2 separate regions of the Homo sapiens genome follow, and region 2 is linked to region 1. A link is an interaction called in ENCODE POLR2A ChIA-PET data of the cell type or tissue named here. Cell type or tissue: GM12878. All regions are shown on one strand. Links, peaks and the distances in the headings refer to the core of each region. The heading gives the core; the rest is flanking DNA.

Region 1 (2,909 bases), core at 268-2,767:
GAGAAAGCTGTTCCCCAAACTCTTCCGCTGTAGCGCCTTCTGGGTCCCTGGTAGATGCCTTCTTGTGCTCAAAACCGGTTATCACTGTGAAAAATTGAAAGACGCCATGCGCAGACACTGGTTGCTAAACGTGCTTTTGCCCTCCAGGGGCAGACGCTGAGATCCGGCCTGGGAAGGAGTACAGCTGTGGCTCCCCATCAGCGTCAGCATTTGCTCTGGGGGGTTGTAGGGGGAGGTAGGGAAAGCGGAAAGAAACAAGTGTTACCTGTTTGACGAGGCCTGGTCCTTGCAGCCAGGGCCTCCGGGATCATCGCCTTGGCAGGGGGCCCTGGGGCAGTCCTGGCTTTCCTGCTAGCTCCCTGAGACAGAACACTTTCCCCGCTCGCTGCCTCAGTTTCCCCATACACCAAGGGAGGGGCAGCACCCCCTGCTCTGGCTTCAAAGGGTTCTTGGATGTAGCCAATGTTATATATAAAAAGCTCTAACGTTGTATAAGCTCTGAAGGTGCTTTGAAAATTGGAGAGTCCATGCATTAAACATGGAAGGTAATAATATGAATACACACAGAGGAATTCATGGGTGGGGAGACGGCAGCCCAGCACTGAGCCTGGGTTTCTGGGATCAGCCAGGCCTGCATTCCAGCCCGAGCTCTGCGCCTCTCTTGCTGTGTCACCCGGGACAAGTGAGTCAGTCTCTCTGAGCCACCAGCTCCTCAGGCATGAAACCTGTAACTCAGACTCCCAAGTCTGATTTGCACATCTCTGATTTTAAGCGGCGCCGGCTAAAGGTGAAAATTATTCTAGTAGGTATTCTTTGCACCGCTGATTTGTACTTCAGGCAATTGGTTGGTTTTCCATTTAGGGTCGGGAGACAGGGGCCCTTTTTTTGTCCATCAATTGATGTCAGTTAAACAAAAAAGAGTGGGTGTTTTGGAAGAAAAATATTAAGCAACTACAGCTGCCCTGAGGATGGGACAGAAATCAGAAAGTCGTGTGTAAAGTTTCAGAGGTCCACTTTTAGAGAATTCTTGTTTATCTCAGGGATTTTCCGCACTCCTGTAGTCGGTGTGGGGAGGGGTGGGGGGAGATGGGGGAGTTGCCAGTTCAGATCTGTAGAGGGCTCCAGCATGACAAAACTGGGTGTCACACATCTTCCTTTTGGGGGTCGGGAAACCACCCTTCCCTGCTCACCGACACCACTGGGACCCCTCACCCCCCCACTCCTGCATTGATCCATAGCTCAGATTTCTCTCTCATTTTAGGGTCACGATGACTCAGCACCCTCCTTTCTGGCCAGGGCACCTCCCTTGGCCTCTAGGGGCACTTGCCTGACAGGCCTCACTGTGCCGGACCTGGGAGCCAGCTGCCCACCAGCCCCCTGGGACTCTGGTTTTGCAGGGAAACCATGGGTGATCAGTCCCAGCCGGCAGGGGCCAACTGCGGTTTCACTTTCTGCTGCATCATGGGGTGGGGGGTGGCAGCGGGCCCCCGCTGGCCAGCTAGAGCAGGCACTGAGAGGCCTGCAGACAGCTGCCGGCCCTGCTGCCAGAACGCACCCCCCACCCACCCCCTGCAGCCTGCCAGGATGGGGGCTGGGCTCTCAGGAGCCCCTTAAATCTTTCCACCTGCACAGTGTCGGGGACCTCAAGTGAGAAAAGCCTGGAGCCGATGAGATGGTTTCCTGAGCTGTTGGAGATTCCCCCAAAACAACCTTTTTTTTTTTTTTTTTTTTTTTAATTGAGACAGGGTCTCTCTTTGTCACTCAGGCTGGATTGCAGCGGTGCAGTCAAAGCTCACTGCAGCCTCGAACTCCTGAGCTCAAGCGATCGTCCTGCCTCGGCCTCCCAAAGTGGTTGGGCTACAGGTGCATGCCACCTAGTCCTGCCCAAAACAAGCTTGTAAATCACGCAGGCTAGAAACTCAAGAGAGCTGTGATTGTTGCTTCTGGGTCAGATTGCTGTGGCTAGACACTGCTTCTGCCCTTCCTTCCCTGGATAGATGGCTGCTGAGGCCCTACTGTGTGCGGAGCTGGGTGCCAGGTGCTGGAGGTACAGCAGGGAGCCAGACAGCCCCTGCCCGCATGGGGCTCACAGTTGAGTCAGGGGAGACAGACAAAAGAATCAAAGAAATAATCCAGCCGGGTGCGGTGGCTCACGCCTGTAATCCCAGCACTTTGGGAGGCCAAGGCGGGTGGATCACGAGGTCAGGGGATCGAGACCATCCTGGCTAACATGGTGAAACCCCGTCTCTACTAAAAATACAAAAAAGTTAGCCGGGTGTGGTGGCGGGCGCCTGTAGTCCCAGCTACTCGGGAGGCTGAGGCAGGAGAATGGCGTGAACCCGGGAGGCGGAGCTTGCAGGGAACGGAGATTGAGCCACTGCACTCCAGCCTGGGCAACAGAGCGAGACTCCGTCTCAAAAAAAAAAAAAAAAAAAGAAAGAAAGGAAAAAAAAGAAATAATCCCACGTTACGATGGAAATTTCACGCTGAATACTTGGTGTTAGGATCTCAGGAAGGGATCATGCATACATGTCTGTCATGAGTCAACTCCCAGAACACATAGCATAGGAGGCAAGGGAAGGCTGCCCCTTCACCCGCTAAAAGTTTGCTAAAAATAACTGACAGGCCAGGCATGGTGGCTCACGCCAGTAATCCTAGTACTTTGGGAGGCCGAGGTGGGAGGATCACTTGAGCTCAGGAGTTCAAAATGTTCCTGGGCAACATAGTGAGACCTTGTCCCTATTTTATATTTATTTTTTAAAAGTTTTTACCAAAGAAATGACTGACAACAAGTGGATTAATAGGAGAAAAAAGCATATGAGCCGGGCGTGGTGGCTCATGCCTGTAATGCCAGCACTTTGGGAGGCCGAGGCATGAGGATCACGAGCTCAGGTGATCAAGACCATCCT
Region 2 (2,909 bases), core at 134-2,633, 210 kb before region 1:
CATAAATTAGGTGTTGAAATAGAAATTATTGAAATTGAAAGAGTAGCAGTTTTAAAGAGGCAACTGGCCTCTGTTTCTCTATCTTTACTGTAGAGAAATATTAAGAATTTAAGCTCTCTGCAGTCAGATGAATTTGTAACTTCCCTGTGGGAGAAACTCTGCCTGGTTTCTGGCTGCTGAGACATAGAAACCATGATTTAGTATTGGCTGGGATTGAGGAAAAAAATAATGAAATGACATGATAAAGTGACATTTGTACTGAAGTATAATCTCCCTACTTCATAGATGACAGTTTCTTTTCAGAGGGTGCTCTTAACCAGAGTGAAAAAACTTATAAAAATTACAAATGAATTTTGACATGTTATAGAGTGGAGGGTGTGTTTAGGTATGAGGCCAGGCCCTGAACTGAAATTTAGCCAGAAAGACTGAACACTGTGTATTTATTCAGATAGGAAGGACCCCTAAAGGTGTGACTGTCTGGGCTGAGCATAGAATGAGCACTTTCTCTTTCATTACCTTTTCACCATTTCTAAGGGTTTCTGATAGAGACATCAGGGAGCAACATGACATGGTCTCATTTACTCCTGAAATTCATGTTCTCCACAGCAGCAGAAGCACTGGTGAGCAAGTAGACTTTACAAGGAAGCTTATCCAGTAGACTGATGCCTGTACATTTTACACTCAGGCAGGATGACATGGTGCAGTTCTGTGAGTCTCTTCCTGTAGCAGAGCCTTAGCTTTCAGATGTATCAATAAATCTCAGTACTATTTGAAGGCTTCATTATTCAAAGTGTTGGGGTTTCGCTTTATAAACAAAAAGTACCCCATTTGTCATAAGGAATCCAAACAAAAAAATGAGAATTGTTTTCGTTTATATGCAGTTATTTCCAGCAGTAAGTTGTGAGAAAGGTTTTTAAAACATAAGCATGAGAACCTCAGTAAATTTTATATGAAATCTTTTCCTTTAGGATTTACTTAATGCAGGGATGTAGGCACCGCAGTCCATTTTCACGGAATAGCTATTCCATTCATTGGATAGCCCTCCCAATTCGGATGTTTGATTGATCATATCTACATTTTGTTGGCCTGCCATGTTGAAGACATTGTAGCTGAGTAGTTAGAGGACACATGGCACTGAAGCGTATTGACATTTCTGCTTCGTTATCCTTGTTAGAACTTAGGGCTGTCAGGATGCCATCAGTGCCCCTTTCTTGGTCTGATAATTAGGAGTGGAGGGAGTGGATGAAAGTACGAGGCCATCTGTTTAAAAAAAAGTAAGTGAACTGATGCCCAGAACTAATGGAAAATTTAGTGTTATAGAAGTCAGTAAACTCTCAGAAAGTGAGCATTCTAATTAAGAATGAAAAATGGAACCCATTATTTCTTTCCTTTGAGTGAAAATAACTGAGCTGATAGAGGCCTTGGGAAGTTCTCATACTACCCCTTGTACCTCATTGCTGTCTTTTAAATTAGACCAGAGAAGTTTCTCCTTTGTCTCTTTCCTAAATTGTTGATGACATCTTTTATAAAAGGTCATCAGAAAGGAATGATGTTTACTTTAAAAAAAGAAAAGTTGCACTTTGTATAGCTATGCCCTGATTAGATGTATCCTTCTCTTATGATTTTTTTTTTTTTGAGACAGGGTCTCGCTCTGTTGCCCAGGCATCAGTGCGGTGGCATAACCATGGCTCACTGCAGCCTTAAACTCCTGTGCTCAAGTAATCCTCCTGCCTCAGCCTCCCGAGTAGCTGGAACTATAGGCACGTGCTACCGTACCCAGCTAATTTTTAAAATTTTTTGTAAAGATAGGGTCTCACTGTGTTGCCCAGGCTGGTCTCAAACTCCTGGCCTTAAGTGATCCTCTCACCTCAGCCTCCCAAAGTGCTGGGATTACAGGTGTGAGCCACAGCACCTGGACTCTTAAGGGTATTTTAGATTTGTGAATTAATAAGATGCTGTCCTTTTGTCAATGAAAACTCTAGTACTTATGAAAAAATAAGCTTTACTGTCATTATTAAAGTTAAGGTGTTCTTAAAGACGTAAAGTTAAAATGCTGTCATTCTGTCTCTTCACACTAAGAACAAAAAGCAAGTGATTGTGAAGTATTTCAGTGGGTTGAACCTTAAGGTAGAGCTTGCCTTTCCTAGTATTATAAGGAGCACTTTCCCTAGTTGCTATGGAAACAAATATGAATTGTTGAAAGTTATGGTGTAGATTGTGATACAGATCTGCTGTGAAAGATAGATGTTGCAAACTAAGTCTCTTAATGCTACCACAATAATGATTTCAAGAACAGATATTTACTGTACACTTGTGTGTGTGGTAGGTACTGTGCTAGAAACCTGGGAATGGAGGTGAAAAGGCAAGGTTCTCAACCCCATGGAGCTCAGATTCTCCTGGTAAATAATAAACAGACACATGGACTAGAGCAGGAGGTAGATAGAATGGCAGTGAGTGCCAGGTGCAGTGGGAGTGCTGCTGAGGGGAGTTGGGGAGTGCTTGCCGTGACTTTAAGGATGTGTAGCAATTTGCCAGTAGAGAGGTGGGACGAAGGTGGTGTTCCTACAAGGGAAACTGCATAGGTAAGGGCTGAGAGGTGAGGAGTTACTTTAAATCAGTTCTTTCAAATCACTATACTTCTTACCTATACTGTTAAGAAATATTTGGGGGATCTTAAATTTTTGAATTCATGGGCTGATCGAGTGTAGACTGAATCAGCTACGCCACTTGACTGTAACTATGTGAGTGAGTTATTTAGCCTCTCCAAACCTCATGGGGTTGCTGTGAGGATTAAATGGGAGACTCTCTGTAAAGGGTAGAGCTCAAAGTTTGACATTTAGTAAGCTCTAAGTAAACATGAATTGCTTTTTGGCAGTAACAATATTATCTTCTGGTAATTTTGAAGGCTT

What was found. ChIA-PET counts read pairs that join two places held together with the same protein. Peaks named below come from ENCODE experiments on the same cell type or tissue, not always from the same donor. Only the 100,000 strongest peaks of a DNase experiment are listed, where the experiment ranks them.
Region 2: POLR2A ChIA-PET joins it to region 1 with 5 read pairs; 2 of 35 experiments call an interaction of 5 or more read pairs at or near these places.

Annotation. Positions count from the first base shown.
Region 1 is chr16:14,309,439-14,312,347 of GRCh38, forward strand. The region is part of intron 1 of MIR193BHG (MIR193b-365a host gene); the gene reads left to right. Among named protein-coding and RNA genes, the nearest start is that of MIR365A, 1.6 kb to the left of the region's middle. RefSeq lists a silencer at 1,014-1,308 and enhancers at 1,134-1,428, 1,220-1,339, 1,440-1,579. In GM12878, for the core only: a CTCF peak has its summit at 1,307; a DNase peak (open chromatin) is centred at 1,273; H3K4me3 peaks cover 1,646 bases; H3K27ac peaks cover 1,861 bases.
Region 2 is chr16:14,103,781-14,106,689 of GRCh38, forward strand. All of the region lies in intron 2 of MRTFB (myocardin related transcription factor B), which reads left to right. Among named protein-coding and RNA genes, the nearest start is that of MRTFB, 34 kb to the left of the region's middle. In GM12878, for the core only: no CTCF peak of the experiment used is centred there; no DNase peak of the experiment used is centred there; H3K27ac peaks cover 188 bases.